Linked DNA regions of Homo sapiens: region 1 is linked to region 2. Evidence: chromatin loops called from intact Hi-C (ENCODE). Cell type or tissue: natural killer cell. All regions are shown on one strand. Each heading gives the region's core, and the rest is flanking DNA. Links, peaks and the distances in the headings are about the cores only. Region 1 overlaps LOC105375324 (a long non-coding RNA gene). Region 2 overlaps LOC124901658 (a long non-coding RNA gene).

Evidence for each region. Hi-C counts contacts between places; a loop is a spot of excess contacts. Peaks named below come from ENCODE experiments on the same cell type or tissue, not always from the same donor. Only the 100,000 strongest peaks of a DNase experiment are listed, where the experiment ranks them.
Region 1: it touches region 2 in a loop (3-fold over the local background); 2 of 110 quality-filtered maps call a loop at or near these places.

What each region holds. Positions count from the first base shown.
Region 1 is chr7:64,410,022-64,418,365 of GRCh38, forward strand. LOC105375324 (a long non-coding RNA gene) reads left to right here. Exons shown (of 3, transcript XR_927599.2): 3 at 1,950-3,072. Among named protein-coding and RNA genes, the nearest start is that of ZNF736, 100 kb to the left of the region's middle. In natural killer cell, for the core only: no CTCF peak of the experiment used is centred there; no DNase peak of the experiment used is centred there.
Region 2 is chr7:64,459,528-64,467,871 of GRCh38, forward strand. LOC124901658 (a long non-coding RNA gene) reads right to left here. Exons shown (of 2, transcript XR_007060358.1): 2 at 3,154-3,715. Among named protein-coding and RNA genes, the nearest start is that of ZNF680, 99 kb to the right of the region's middle. RefSeq lists a silencer at 3,156-3,311. In natural killer cell, for the core only: no CTCF peak of the experiment used is centred there; a DNase peak (open chromatin) is centred at 4,274.

The DNA.
Region 1 (8,344 bases), core at 79-8,078, 49 kb before region 2:
TGACCAGGTTTGTAAGAACTGTGGAAAGCTGTGAAAAGTGTTGGCCCAAAAAGCAGCATGATGATTAGCTGGGCACGGTGGCTCAGGCCTGTAATCACAGCACTTTGGGAGGCTGAGGCAGGCACATCACCTGAGGTCGGGAGTTCGAGACCAGCCAGACCAACATAGAGAAACCCCGTCTCTACTAAAAATACACAATTAGCTGGGTGTGGTTGCACATACCTGTAATCCTAGCTACTCGGGAGGCTGAGGCAGGAAAATCACTTGAATCTGGGAGGCGGAGGTTGTGGTGAGCCGAGATCGCACCATTGCACTCCAGCCTGGGCAACAAGAGTGAAACTCCATCTCAAAAAAAAAAAAAAAAAAAAAAAAAAAAAAAAAAAAGCAGCATAATGATATTTGCATGTTAGGGACTATTTTTCCCCTGGTAAGAGGAAATAATAATTGGCCTTCTCTTTGGAAGGAGATCAGTTAGAAGGCTAGTTTATGAAAATTTTGAAAACTAGTGGTGGCCTGGAGCATCGTGGCAGTAAAGATGGGAGCTCAGATGGATTTGATAGAGAATTAAGAGGTAGGAAAAGCTTGCCAATAGAATGGTGTTGGGAAGGGATGGATGACTTTCCGATCTTGGCTTTTATAGCTGGGTGGATGCTGATGCCTCACTGATACTGGAATGTTGGATTAAGCAATGTTTATGAACACAGCATGTTTTCTACCCTTTATAGAGTTATGCACATGTTTTTCATGTTTTTAGCTTTTTCTCTACTTGTAATGTGTTTTAGTTGGTTAAAAGTTATGTACCTGGCATGGATGAAGCATAAAAAGTACTCATGTAACAGTGAAAATTCAATGTCATTTTCTTACCTATTAAAATAATTAAATGGTTTCCTACTGCCCACTTCTCCTTTTTCTTCTTTCTTTTTAATTTCTTGATACTAACAGGCAAAGAAGACATTTCTTATAGATGGCTTGAGCTTTTGAATAATTTTCAAATGAAATGTACACCTAAATTTTAAGAGCTTTGTAGTTTATGTTTGCTTTAGTGATGCTTTATCTGTTTGACTTGTAAGCATAACATTCATGGAAAGAGGCTTTTGATAGGCACCAAGCTGGGACTTTTACAATGGCTTAAGTCCATCAGAGTAGATCTTATGCTACTTAAGAGCATCAGAACTCCTTTCATTGACTGATTTTTCAACTTATTTCTTAATTGGAACCCCATAAAGAACATGAGTGGTCTTCTGATACCCTTAATGTCTTAGCATTATATCAATATTTTGCTTACCAGTAATCTGTGTGAAAATAAAGTTTATTTAGTAAACGAAAGTTGCTGTGTATCTACTGTATGCTAGGATCTTCACTAGATCTGTGGGTGCCAAAGAAAAAGATCTATTTTACCCCTTTTGCAAAGAGTGAAACTTATTCCCACAGAGTGATTGTCTAACCAGCACTTAAATACATTTGGTGATGGCAGACTTACTACCTACCCCTCGACAGCCCTTGGGTTCCTACTATATTCATTCACTTCTTTTTTTTTTGAAACAGAGTCTCGCTCTGTCGCCCAGGCTGGAGTGCAGTGGCACAATCTCGGCTCACTGCAACCTCCACCTCCCAGGTTCAAGCAATTCTCCTTCCTCAGCCTCCCAAGTAGCTGGGATTACAGGCACCTGCCACCATGCCCAGCTAATTTTTGTATTTCTAGTAGAGACAGGGTTTCACCATTGTGGCCAGGCTGGTCTGGAACTTCTGACCTTGTGAACCACCCGTCTCGGCCTCCCAAAGTGCTGGGATTACAGGCGTAAGCCACCACGCCCAGGCTAATTCATTTTCTTTCCCATGACAAATAAAATCTTTTTGGAACAAGATAGATTGTGATGTGTTTTCTGCTGAGTTGGTACATGCTAGAAGCTGTTGTGCAGACATGTTGTTCTCTGCTTTATTCAACTTAGGAGACAGTGTGCAATCTGATCCCCAGAGAATTCTATCGGGGCATGCTTCAACTACTCAGCAAGTGGACATCTTTTACATGAAGATTTCTGCTCCTGAGAGAAGATATCTGTCTCCTTGGGCTGCACAGCCATCCTCTTATGTGTGAACTGGGCCACAATCCTCTTAAGACAATCTCACATGGAAGTCTTATTGGGACTCTCATTTTGGGCAATGCTTGTCTCTGATGTCATCTAAACAACTTACCAAAACCTCAGGTAACCCCCACTGTGCTCCAAAGAAGGTTCTCTTTTGTGGTGTCAATCCTGACAGATGCAACCTGAACATCCCTTTGGGCCCCAGGGAGCACTGGTCTCTCCATTTTGGAGAGAATGTGATTTTTCATCTCTTGCTTGGGAGCATGGATATTTCTGAATAACCACAACCATAAATTCTATTAAGAGAGACACCACACTTTATTTCATCTCTCTATTAGATAAGATAAACTGAATAGGAAGGAATCAAACATTAAAAAGCCCTCCCTACTCCTCATTTTTTAAAATTGGAATAGCTTGGTGAAGAGATGCTAAAGAGAATACTTCTAAAACTAAGCTTAAGTGTGATTTTTGAAAATTTAAATTTTAAGGTACTCTACAAATAACTCAGAGTGCTTTGCCTCACTGTGACCCAACCATATGTGTGGGTTTAGAAGCCTAATTATATGTTATTTATAAATATAACTTACCAGATAATTGCCTTGTGTGAATATCCAAGATTGAAATCAATAGTATGTTTAGAACCAATTTTTGGTGATGAGCATATATAAGCTAACTTTTGGATAAGCCATGCATAGCTACTTATTTTAAAGAATGCAGGATAGTGGTGACCACACATGCTGTCTGTTGGGTGATGAATTTTTAAAAAATATTTGTGTATTTGCACTATTATAGTGTTGGCTTCCTCAAGGCCCTGGTGTGTTGAATTTGCTATGCTTTGGGGTATGGGCATGTGTTACATACAGCTGTCTTCTAAATATGTTAGACCATCTATTGTGGTAAGATTAAGTGAATGAAAGTTGAATATATTTTCTGTAAGTCCCTGAGAAAATTAATGAAATAAGTGAATAAAGAAATACATGTTTTCGAATTTTAGTGAGTTTACTTCAGAGAAATTAAAAATTGTATCAGGTAAGCCAGGCCATGTAATGTGTCTTAAGGGTGTCTGTGATATGCTCATTCTTTGCACACTCAAAACCACTGTTGGTTAGGCGCAGTGGCTCACACCTGTAATCCCAGCACTTTGGGAGGCCAAGGCAGGTGAATCACTTGAGGTCAGGAGTTCGTGACAAGCCTGACTAACGTGGCAAAACCCCATCTCTACTAAAAATACAAAAAATTAGCCAGCCATGGTGGTGTGCACCTGTAATCCTGGCTACTCGGGAGGCTGAGGCAGGAGAATCAATTGAACCTGGGAGGTGGAGGTTGCAGTGAGTGGAGATCACATCATTGCACTCCAGCCTGGGTGACAGACCGAGACTCCGTTCCAAAAAACAAAACAAAACAAAACAAAACAACCACTGTCATCTTGCTAAGAATGTGGCATTGGGTTACATGCTGTAAAATCACCTTTTCCTCAGAAAAGTGGATGTTCTGCCTTAGAATGAGAGAGTGTGTGTGCATGTTTCATCTTCCTCTGACAGTAAGTGCTGAGAACAGAATAGCCACTCACTTTCTCAGTTTCTCATTGATTTTGCCTCTTTTTAAAAGCAGCTCTAGATTTAGATGGGGTGAGCATGGTGGTCTGTGTGTTCTGAAGCTTGCTTTGTACCTTCATTTATCTGTTCTGCACTGGAGAGTAGATGGTGGGTGGCCACGTGTTTGTTTTGCGTTATGCTCAAAAAAAAGGGAGAAGTATATGTATATTGGGAAAGTGGAGTGGTTAGCACTGATCAAATTCTTATGTTTATAGATTCTGATTTATTTCATTATTACCTTTATAGTAAGTGATTTTTTTTTTTTTTTGAGACGAGTCTCATTCTGTCACCCAGGCTGGAGTGCAGTGGGGTGATCTCGGCTCAGGGAAACCTCTGCCTCCCATGTTCAAGCGATTCTCCTGCCTCACCCTCCCAAGTAGCTGTAATTACAGGCGCCTGCCACCATGCCTAGCTAACTTGTGTATTTTCAGTAGAGACAGGGTTTCACCATGTTGGCCAGGCTGGTTTCAAGCTCTTAACTTCAGGTGATCTGCCCACCTCGGCCTCCCAAAGTGCTGGGATTACAGGCACGAGCCACCACGCCTGGCAGTAAATGAAATTTTGTAAAATCTCATTGGACCAGCTTGTCTCTAAGAAGTCTGATAGTAGCTACTGCTGTCTCTTGTGTCTCTTCAAAAAAACTAAAAACACAGAAATCCTGGCTGGGCACAGTGGCTCACGCCTGTAATCCCAGCACTTTGGGAGGCTGAGGCAGGTAGATCACCTGAGGTCAGGAGTTTGAGATCAGCCTGGCCAACATGCCAAAACCTCATCTCTACTAAAAATACAAAAATCAGCTGAGCACGGCGGCAGGCACCTGTAATCCCAGCTACTCGGGAGGCTGAGGCTGGAGACTTGCTTGAACCTGGGAGACGGAGGTTGCAGCGAGCCAAGATTGCACTACTGTACTCCAGCCTGGGGGACAGAGTGAAACTCCATCTCAAAAATAAATAAATAGACAAACAAACAAACAAACAAACAGAAATCCAGTCTGAAACATCAGAAACTACAACATGCTTATATTACAAATGAATCTGTCTAGACTATTTTTAAATAAGTTTAACCTACAGCATCCAAGTTACAGACAAATTTTGGTGAAAATCATTTCTTAGCCAGACCTGCCTGTATTTGCTTTAAATCAGATAAACCAGAAATTAAGTATTTCATTTTCTCTTCTGCCTGTGCTAGACTTATTACCCCAATAGGTCTCCAGTTTGACAAGTCAAGAATCTAAAGTTATACTTTAATTTTTACCCTTTGTTTGTTGTTAGTTTATGTAGAAACACACTCAGCATGATAGCAGTAGGAGCAGAAGTCAGAAGATCTAACAATTATTGAGCACTAGCTACCAGCATCCTAATTTTTTTTTCTTGTGACATCTCATTCATTCATCACAACAACTCTTTTACACAGAGATGTAGATGTAATTATTATCCTCAGGATTCAAATGAGGAAATAGAGACCCAGGGAGGCGGCCAGCTATTAGAACTCAAACTGTTAAGTGTGTCTCTAGGGCTGTGCTTCTGACCCCTTCCAGACTACCCGCCATAGAGTCATGATCCATTCACCAAACAAATACTAACTGAAAACCTCCTCTGTGCATAGTCCTCCCTGTGAGGCACATCAAGGGAAAAGATGGGCACACCAAGAGAGAAAAAGAAGTGTGCCAGCACAGGGTTCTGGCTTCCAGAAATAGATTACAGCACATTCTAGCTAGTATTTGACAATATAAGTTAGACCTTCACTTCTGTGATGGTCAGGAAGTGAGAGGGATGTTTTGCGGAGGGAGGGGCTTGCAGAGGTGGTGGTAGTACATGAAAGAACTGACTGGGATTTGTGTGCCCTTAGAAAAGGGGAGGTCAACAAGACACTAAAGCAGAAGGTTGACAGAGTGAGATCCAGTGGCAAACTAGAATGAAACTTTGGACAAATCCTGCCAAAGACTGAATTGTTACCATGTTCTTATTGGAAAGGCTAGGCTGTGGAATGGAGATGGTCTTTCACATGGTGGGAGATGTCCTAGAAGTGGAGAAGTGGGCGTGGACTCTAACATTCTGATGGTCTTCTGTGTGGTGGCTGGTGGGGGACTCTTCTGCCTTTTAAAACCTTCCTTGTGGACACTGACTTTTAACCTCACTGAAAGTGCTGAGCCCTGTTCAAAGACTCATATGTAGCTTACTTTTGAAGAGACTTGAAGCTGTAAACTTCATAAGTGTTTGGGAAATTTAGTTTTCTTTGGGTAGGGCCAATGCCTTGAGAACAGGTCCATTGTTTTGTGTTATAAGAGGTTATTGTTATTTTACATAACATAGAAACTCAAGGTTTTGCCTCGGAATTTGTATTGGGGTGATCCCAAGAGGTTTATAACATGTGATATGAGTCAAGTAAGGGCAACAACTGTATTGACCTAATTACTAATCAAATCTAAAAATTTGTCCAAGTTCAAGTGTGATAGCCTCTGGGAGATATTATTTTGTTATTGTTGTTTTTGAAGCAGGAGGAGTCAAGTGTACTGGAGGACAGTAAAGAGGAAGACCTTCTATCTCTCTTAGAGTGTGTCTGAGATGGGGGTCACCAGTGTGCCTTGTTTATTTTATGAGGGTGCCTGAGCAAGTTATGGAATTGGAAGATTTTGCACTGTGATAAGCACTTGAGGGTCTGTTTCCTGTTTTTTCCTATCTGTGGATGAGGACTATCTTGAAACTAGCAATAAATAGAGAATTTAAGTCATGCATGCTACCAGCTCAATTATAACTGACTTATTTTGTGTATTTAGTACTAGTATCATTATTATCATTGTTATTTTGCTAATGACAATGGGGGAGTTTTAGCAAAATAATAGTGAAAAACCATCTGGATTAGTAGACAGGCATTCTGGCTCATTTTCTCATCTGTTGAATATCACCATCAGCAAGTTTGCATTGGGAACCATTTTTTGACAATTACCCCAGCGCAAGGCTCTAGAACTGCAAAGATGGATAAAATATGATTCCAGTTCTAAAACTCACCAGTGCCTCACAATCAGCAAGAACAAGTGGAGAACATTCAAGTGGAAAGAGAAAGTAATGCTCTCAAATGTGCAGGGTTTGCCATGTGGAAAAGAAAGATGTGGGAATGGGAAAATGTACATTTAGGAAAAAAACAGTTTAAGTATAGGCCTTGGAGTATAAAAATATGAGGCTTACTTGAGGACCGAGTAGGACAAGAAGTGGAGTGTGAGTAGAGAATAGAGTTTGGAAGTGTTGCATAGAGTTGTGATAATAAGAGGTGTTGACCTTGGAAAAATGAATGGGGGGTCGGTTGTGCTGGCTGCTATGAGCCATCAAATGTTTTGGAACAGGGCTGTCATGTGAGCAGCTCTGTGTTTCAGAGAGAACACAGCCAACACAAAGGCAATGTGTTTAGCAAAGTGCAGTGTGAACTTGGAATTTGGTCCCCTCTTTGACAGAATACATTTTCCCTTTTTAAAAAGAGATTTATCAGCCTAGAATGTATGGGCTCCTTTCTATACATGGTTAAATAATAATGGAAAGGTAAGAACATTTATTTTCCACAAATAAAGTTCAATTAGATAATGTTTAAACTTCCCTAATTGTGTTTGAGTAATTGGTACTTGTTTAAGCTCTTTAGAGAGTGGAAATCTTTAGAGGGGAGGAAGTCCTTTTCTCTCAAAAACATTGAGAATGAACACTGGAATCTGAATGGAGATATATATATATAATAATTTTGGACAAATGGTTACTATAATGGGGAGCTCATATGAATCACTAAAATATTAAATAATTGAATAGCAAAATAAGCAGAAGACATGACTAGGCAATTCAAAAAGTAATACACTAAACATATATAAAACCAAGTTACCTAGTTACTAAAATGCATATTAAAATAATGAGATGCCAGTTTTTTACATACCAAAATGGAAAATGTTTTTAAAAATAACATATTTCATTGAACTATTCATAAATGGTAAGTGCAGGGAAACAAGAGCTTTGTAATACTTTTTTTTTTTTTTTTTGAGACGGGGTCTCACTCTGTCACCCAGGCTGGAGTGATGTGATCTCAACTCACTGCATCCTCTGCCTCCTGGGTTCAAGCAATTCTCTTAACTCACCCTTGTAGGGTTACAGGAGTGCACCACCATGCCTACTAATAGAAAAAAGTTTTTTTCTACTAAAAAAAAAAGTTCATATTTTTAGTGGAGATGGGGTTTCACCATTTTGGTCAGGCTGATCTTAAACCTCTGACTTCAAGTGATCCACCTGCCCTGGGAGCCTAAAGTGCTGGGATTACAGGTGTGAGTCTCTGTGCCTGGGCTCTAAGTATAATTGGTGTCCTATTTGTATATGGCAGTTATTGCACTGTGCATCAGCAGCCTTAAAATGTGCTATATTTCTTAATATAGCAATTTTAACTAATAAATTTATCACTTATAATGAAGCAGTGTCGTCTGTCTGGGGTAAATACTTGGGTTTTGTCGTCTCATGCCAAGGAAATTGAGTATGTGGACACACAAGAAGTAGGTTTAGAAGTGGAGGTTTAATAGGCAAAAGAAAGAGAAAGGAAAATAGCTCTCTCTCCTGTGAGGGAGAGGGTTGCCTGAGTGGACTTCCGGCCTGCAGCAAAGCGCACCAGATTTTATAGACCGGCTTGAGGAGGCAGGGTCTG
Region 2 (8,344 bases), core at 7-8,006:
ACATATACCACAGCTTATTTTTCCATGTAAAATCTTCTGTTTGAGTGTGAATGTTAAGTGTGGAAAAATAATAGAATAACCTTGTGGATTTAAAATCTGAAATGATCTTTCCTTTCCAGATTGAGATTACAATCTTGAAGAATTTCTCTTACAATTTTTTTTATTTTACTGGGTGCAGCTTATGGCCTACAGTTTTTAGTTACCTAACTGTAGCCAAGATTGGAGATCGTGGCAGCTTTTCAATTAAAACATTTTCTCACTGATTTTGGGTGCAAATTTATTTAATGTGTTTACAGAATAGTTAATTATGAGACCTGCCCTTTTAATGTCTTTCATACTATTACTGTTGCGGGAAACTGAGGAATGGTGAGACCGATATGGAGAACAGGAGGATTGTTTATTTTAGGTATGCACTGGCTCAGTGGATTTGCATTCAAAAAGCTGAGTCTTGAACAAATACAGAGCAGGGTTTTTATAAGCAAACTTACAGAGGCAAAACAAAAGCAGTTAATCATACAATGACAGGTCACGTAATCTATAGCATAACTGTTGACTTAGCATAACTTGTGGCCTTGCATAGCTAGTGACCTTGTAGCTGCGTCAAAAGAAAAACAAGAACTGGCTAAATACAGACATTTGTAAAACATAATCATGCTTAAGAAACCAGGGAAAGGAGTAACAGTAAAAGAATTTGTCTTTCTCTTCTTTTTTTCCCTTCAACGTTGTTCTGGTAGCGGGTAGGGGGGTGGTGTCTGAAGCCCATTCCTTTGGCCTTGGCTTTCCAGACAGCATTATCTTATAACTGTCCTTGAAGTGAGCTGCTAAGCAGAGGAACAGTTATTGTTTTCTTTTTAACCCTTGCCTTGCCTGTTACTTTTCTTAGAGTGAATGAACGCATATTTATTTTTAAATTTCTGCCTCATTACCATCAGCACTAGAAACTCCAAGATGCCTCAAGCTTAAAGTAAAAGCCCTAGAGTACATTGGCTCTTCCCATGTTCTGTGCTGGGTCTAGAATATGCTGGTAAATATTAGAGTTTCTATAGTTATTAAATTTAAAAAACAAAACTGGCTGGGTGCGGTGGCTCACGCCTGTAATCCCAGCACCTTGGGAGGCTGAGGTGGGTGGATCACAAGGTCAGGAGATCAAGACCAGCCTGGCTAACATGGTGAAACCCTGCTTCTACTAAAAATACAAAAAATTAGCCAGCCATGGTGGCACACACCTGTAGTCCCAACTACTTGGGAGGCTGAGGCAGGAGAATCGCTTGAACTTGGGAGGTGGAGGTTGCAGTGAGCCGAGATTGCACACTGCCCTCCAGCCTGCGTGACAGAATGAGACTCCATCTCAAAAACAAAAAAAAACAAAAAAAAACAACAAAAAAAACTAAACTAAAACTATATACTTTTGATATGATTTAGTTAAGTTTATGACAAAGAGAGCATTTGAAACACTTTCATTTTTCTATAATGTTTTTAAAAATATGTTTTTAAATTGATGCATAAAATCTGTATTTATCCATAAAACATGATGTTTTAAAGTATATATACATTGTCAATGCTTAATTCTAGGTAATTAACAAATGCTTTATCTCACATCATTGACACTTTTGCGACAAGAGCATATAAAATTGACTGTCCTAGCATTTTTTAAAAATGCAATATATCATTACTAACTATAGTCACTATTCTGTACAATAGTCCTTTTGAACTTATTTTTCCTAGCCAACTGTAATTATATATCTTTTCACAGACATCTCCACATACATTTCTTTCTTCTAATTACATTAGAATCTGGTAACCACCACAAAACTCTCTACTTTAATAACATCAAGTTGTTTAGATAAGTGAACAACAGTGAAATGATGAGGTGTTAATCTTTCTGTGCTTGACTTACTTTAACAAATATAATTTCCTCTAGGTTCATCCATATGATTGCAAATGACAGGATTTTCTTATTTTGTGTATATACATATACACAAAATATGTATATACACAATATATATAAATATATATACTATAAATATAACCTGAAATATACATATATATTATATATATGTTTATATAAAAAATACATACAAACAAAAAATATATACCACATTGTCTTTATTCACTTATTGGATGATAGACACTTAGACTGATTCTATACTATGAATCTGTGAAGAGTTCTGCAATAAATATAGTAGTGCAGATTTCTCTTCAACATACGTATTTTATTTGTTTTGGGATTTAGACCCAATAGTGCAATTGCAGCATCATATGATAGTACTATGTTAATCTTTTTGAGAAATCTTCATTCTGTTTTTTATAATGGCTTTACTGATTTATATTCACACCAACAGTGTTTAAGCATTCTCTTTCCCCTATTTACTAATACTTGTTATCTTTTTCTTTTTAATAAGAGTCATTCTAGCAAGAGTGAATTGATATCTTATCAATGTTTTGGCTTGCCTTTCCCTGAAGATAACTGACATTGAACCTTTTTTTTAAAGATATGTTTGTCATGTGTATGTCCTTTTTTGAAAAATGTCTATTTTGGCCTTTTGCTCATTTTTAATAGTTGTCTTCTTTGTTGTATAGTCATTTGAGTTTCTTATATATTTTTGATATTTAACCTCTTGTCAGATGTAAAATTTGGAAATATTTTCTCACACATTTTAGTTGTCTTATTATTCTCTTGATTGCAAATGCTGATGTGTAATAGCTTTTTAATTTGAAATAATCTGATTTATCTATGTTTACATTTGTTCTCTAGGATTTTGAGGTTAAATCCAAAACATCATTGCCCGGACTCATGTTATAAAGCTTTAACAATATTTTTTCTTGTAGAAGTTTCAGAGTTTCAAGTCTTAAATTCAAGTTTCTAATTCATTTTAGATGAGTTCTATACATGGTATGAGATGAGGGTCTTATTTTATTGTTTTCATGTGGATATAAAGTTTTCCCAACATCATTTATTGAAGAGACTCTCTTTTTTTAATAACTTGTCACCTTCATCTAAAATCAATTAATTGTAAATGCATGGATTTACTTCTGGTCTCTCTATTCTGCTTCATTAACCTATGAGTTAATTTTTAAGCCAGTACCATACAGTTTTGGCTACTATACCTTTGCAGGATATTTTGAAGTCTGGTAGGGGAATGTTCTCAGCTGTGGGTTTGTTTTTTTTTTTATTTTTTTTTATTGCATAGTGAGAGTCTTTTCTAGTACCGTATAAATTTTGGAATTGTTTTTAAATGTTTCTGTGAAGAAAGTCATTGGTTTTTGATAAAGGTTGTATTATATCTGCAGATCATTTTGTGTAATACAGACATTTAACAATATTAATTATGCCAATTTACAAATAAATATCTTTGCAAGTATTTGTGTATTATTTAGTTTCTTACTTCAACAGTCTTTAGCTTACAATGTAGAGATCTTTAGTTTATAACTTAGGAATAAAATAATCACAGGTACACCAACAGGTGGGCCAGCAATGATGTACCTGTGATTATTTTATTCCTGCTGCCCTCTGCTTTTTACATGGACAGTATCTGTTCCACCCTCGGAACTGAAGAGAGATGTTGGTAGGGAGAGGCTCTTCCTTCACCTCTGGCGGAAAAGATTTTTTCAGGATCTTCATCCCCTGTCGTCGAAGCTACACTTTAATGTAGCAGCTATTGACCAAGTGTGGCTACTGAGTGCCTGGTATGTGGCTGGTCTGAACTGCGATGTTCTAGAAAGGTAAAATACAGAGTTAGTTTCAAAGATTTATTTCCATATATATATATACACTTTATTAGTAATAAATATTTCTTACATATTGAAATGATAATATTTTGAATATAGTGAGTTAATTAAATTGCTACAATCAATTCCACCTGTTTCTTCTTTTTTTAAAGTTTGGCTACCAGAAAATGTAAAATTCACATGTGGCTCACATTTTATTTCAGAGGATTGCCTCCGTTTTAAAATCCCAGGCTGCCTGCTCAACAACCAGAAGCCAGGAAGGTCATAAAATCTGAATTTGTTAAATAATGGTTATTATATTCTTTGCATTTGTGAATAGCCATATAATATATTATTTATAAATGCATATGACCTTATACGCATGGTTAAATGCAAATGCCCTCTGGGGCGGGACTGGCTCAGCTCAGGAAAAAGCCCTGCCTGAAAAGGCGGCAGCTTAGGTTTCACTCTGTCTTCATTCAGCCCAGCATCTGAGCACATCTTCCGCTACTCAGGGCCTGAGTGGGTGGGGCCCTAAACATTATCCAATCAGGATCGCTGGGCTAGGAACCGTCCAATCAGGCACGTAGCTGGAGCGGACAGGACGGCTTCCGGGATTTGGCGCGGCCTTTGTCTCGCTACCATTGGAGCTCCAGGTCTTCTCTTCGCTTTTCTGTGTCCTCTGCTCCTAGAGGCCCAACCTCTGTGTCCCTGTGACCTGTAGGTATTGGGAGATCCACAGCTAAGACGCCAGGACCCCCTGGAAGCCTAGAAGTGGTGAGAGTGACGGGTCCGACATCCCGAGAGAGAGGGAGGGGGCTGGTTGGAACCGGTAGGAAGTGGCTGTGGCGGGACTCGGGCCTCCCCGAAGTCGGCTCCAAATTCCACGGACCTCCCCCGTCCCCACTGAGTTCTCCTTGGCTCAGCTCGGCCCTCAGCCCCCTTTAGCCATAAGATGGCGGCCCGGCTCACAGCAGTGACCCCGGGCGTCCTGTCTCCTCCCTGCGCAGTGACTGTGCCCTGGCCTGGAGTCCTCTCTGGGCAGCTCTGCACCTACAGCGCCGCATCCCTCCCCGATTGTGCAGGGACCGCGAGAAGGTAGTCGGGAGAATCCTGACTCGGGGTGCGGGGTTTATGAATGGGAAGAGCTTTGATCCGTGGGGTTCCCAGTCACTCTTTTCTCCTGTAAAGTATTTATGGGAGTAACCAGAAAAATATTAAAGAATTTAATCAAAGAGTGATTCAAAAATTGTAGAGCACCAAGCTATGGTTTCTAGTTTATGTTCCATCAGGTGGACTTAAAGAAAAGTCATTTTAGGCCAGGCGCGGTGGCTTACGCCTGTAATCCCAGCATTTTGGGAGACCAAGGCGGGTGGATCACCTGAGGTCAAGAGTTCGAGACCAGCCTGACTAACATGGTGAAACCCTGTCTCAACTAAAAATACAAAAATTAGACGGAGGTGGTGGCAGGCGCCTGTAATCCCAGCTACTCAGGGGGCCGAGGCAGGAGAATCCCTTGAACCCGGGAGGCGGAGGTTGCAGTAAGCCGAGATCACGCCATCGCACTGCAGCCTGGGAGACAAGAGCGAGACTTCATTTCAAAAAAAAAAAAAGTCATTTTAAGGTGCATGATGAAGAAAATCAGTGGTTAGGTACAGTTACGTAGTTTCTCAACTTGTATGATCGAGGTGAAAATTTCCTGATAATGTAATCAGCGGTTAATTGGCAGTTTATAGTTGCCTAAATTTTGCTTTCTCCAATATAGTAATTGACAAAAAAATGCACTTGAGTTAGATTTTTGTTTTTTTAAGTAGGAATCCAGGGGCTAGAGCCACCTCAGTCTAATTGCCTGCCATTTAATTATGTTCACACTCCACAGGGGACAGATTTTACCCTGCATTTTTCACATGTGTCCCAAACAGGGTCTCAAGTCTACCCCCCACCCCCTAATCCTTCAGTCTAACTCTGGCTTGCAGTAAAATACTAAATTTCCAGTTCCTTGTGACATTCCCAAATGCCAACTTCCCCTCCCTAATTTGCATGATCAACTATTTGTTCTTTAGTATACATTTTTGATACTGCATTTTAATTAATCATTATTAATCATTATGACAAAGTATTGGATGGCACTTTTTAAAACATTTGTTTTCTGTTTGTAAATATTTCCCATAAGAAGAAAGTTCCACAGACACTGTATTGTAAAAAAGTCTGTGCCTCTTTTTCTTTTATCTTCCCTAGGCACAGAGATCTTGTCAGAATGTTTTTGGGTCATGGTTTCCCTTTGGAAACTATGGGGTGATGTGTTCTCAGCCATCATTTACTTTTTTACTGGTCCTGGGTTTCAGTACTGTCTGGGGATGAACCAAGATACCCACCATGGCTGTCTGCTATAATGTCTAGTGACTCTCAGGTCCTGGGTCATTTTCTCCAATAGGAAAACTGGAGGTATGGAGTGTAGCCTCTTGAAAGAGCAGATGGATGCCCTAGGGCTGAGAGGAATCTCCTGGTATACTATTTTTTTTGAAAAGTTAACCCCGTGAGACATTAAGATTGTCTTCAAGCCAGATTCCATTTCTTGTAGACACATTGCTGGTCAGATAATCAGATGCTGGTATTGAGGGGAAAACACAGAAATAATTTTTGCTCCCTGGATTCTGTATAGGGGCAGAAAAATTGTGAAAGAAATACAACAGAGGAAAAATTGTGAAAGAAGTACAACAGAGGAAAAATAGTGAAAGACAAATAGTGAAAAATTTGTGAAAGAAAAAATAGTATTCCAAAAAAACAAACAAAAACTGACCCCAGTGAGATGGTTCAATAACTTAACCCCAGGTGCAAAGTAAAATGCACCTGGGGCACGCACTGGGGCATAGTGCAATGTCTCCTGAGAGACAGGTTATTGAGCACTTAAGTGAGCAGGATGGGGGGTGAGAATCTCTTAAGCGATTGGATGGCCTGACTTGACACATGAGTCAGGCACATCTGTTTTTTAATCAGCACTGCCACACCATAAATTTGTCACTGTGAAAATATTTGTTTACTTATTTTGACCTCAGTTATTTTATTTTATTTTTTTAACCAAGACCGAGTCTTGCTCTATTGCCCAGGCTAGAGTGCAGTGGTGCGCTCTCAGCTCACAGCAACCTCCACCTCCTGGGTTCAAGCGATTCTTCTGCCTCAGCCTCCGGAGTAGCTGGGATTACAGGCGCACACCACCACGCCCAGCTAATTTTTGTATTTTTAGTAGAGACTGGGTTTCACCATGTTGGCCAGGTTGGTGTCAAACTCCTGACCTCAGGTGTTCCACCCGCCTCAGCCTCCCAAAGTGCTGGGATTACAAGCGTGAACCATGGTACCCAGCCTGACCTCAGTTTTTAAACTGTAAATTGCATTTTATTAAGTAGGGCTTGACAGGTAGAAAAAAATAATTAAAAAGGACATAAAAGAGGTGGGTTAAAAAAATTAATATGTAATCATATATTCCATTTGTTAATAATTCTCATTTACTTTTTTCTTTCCCAGAGTGAGTTTAACAATTTTCTCAGGTGTATTTTTTATGGCTGAGTGATTTCAAACAGAATTTCAAGGCTTAGCTTTTAGATTACTAGCTACCAAGGAAAATTATAGGGAAAATCACTCTTTTATTTTGGTTTTAGAAAATGAATACATTTCCACAAGAAAATGTTGTAGCTAATTGGTGAGTTACATAGATTCATGAAAACATCAGTTTCTTTTTTTGCAGGGTAAGTTTGTGACACTATCTCTGTTCTAGATCCCATTATTTTGATTTCTGAGTTTCTTTTTTTTTTTTTTTTTTTTTTGAGACGGAGTCTTGCTTGTTGCCCAGGCTGGAGTGCAGTGGCACAATCTCAGCTCACTGCAAGCTCCACCTCCCGGGTTCACGCCATTCTCCTGCCTCAGCCTCCCAAGTAGCTGGGACTACAGGCGCCCGCCACCACGCCTGGCTAATTTTTTATATATTTTTTTAGTAGAGACGGGGTTTCACCGTGTTAGCCAGGATGGTCTCGATCTCCTGACCTCGTGATCCGCCCGCCTCAGCCTCCCAAAGTGCTGGGATTACAGGCGTGAGCCACCACACCCGGCCTGATTTCTGAGTTTCATGCTAAATTTTATGAGGTGAAACTTGGTACCACTTAGAAGTGTTCCCATATGACTAGTTGTTTACTACATGATTATTAATGGAAATAATAAAATAATACATTTATTATCTGAAAGGAATAAATACTTTTACTTTTCTTATTGAAGTGTGAAGTGTAAGCAGCGTATAAATTCCTTTCCTTACAGTAACACCATGTTTGAGTAATTGTGCTGGATTTTTCAAACAGTTACTTTCAAAAACCAAGTGAATACCTTTGACATAGAAATCAAATCTTTAGCCTGGTGACTCCAAGCTAGGGCTAATATTGAGCCTGCAAAAGGATGTTATTAAAGGTCCAGTTAATTCTTTCTAGGGAGCCTCCCCTGCAGGTGTCCCAGCCTGTGCACCCCAGCCATGAAAGAATCCTTTATACTGAGGCTACAGAGCCCTAGAAAGCTGGGGACCCACAGGCAGATGCAGTTAAGGTTAAGAAGGAAGGAGATTGGGAGGGTTTTACTGAAGATGAAGTTGTTATTG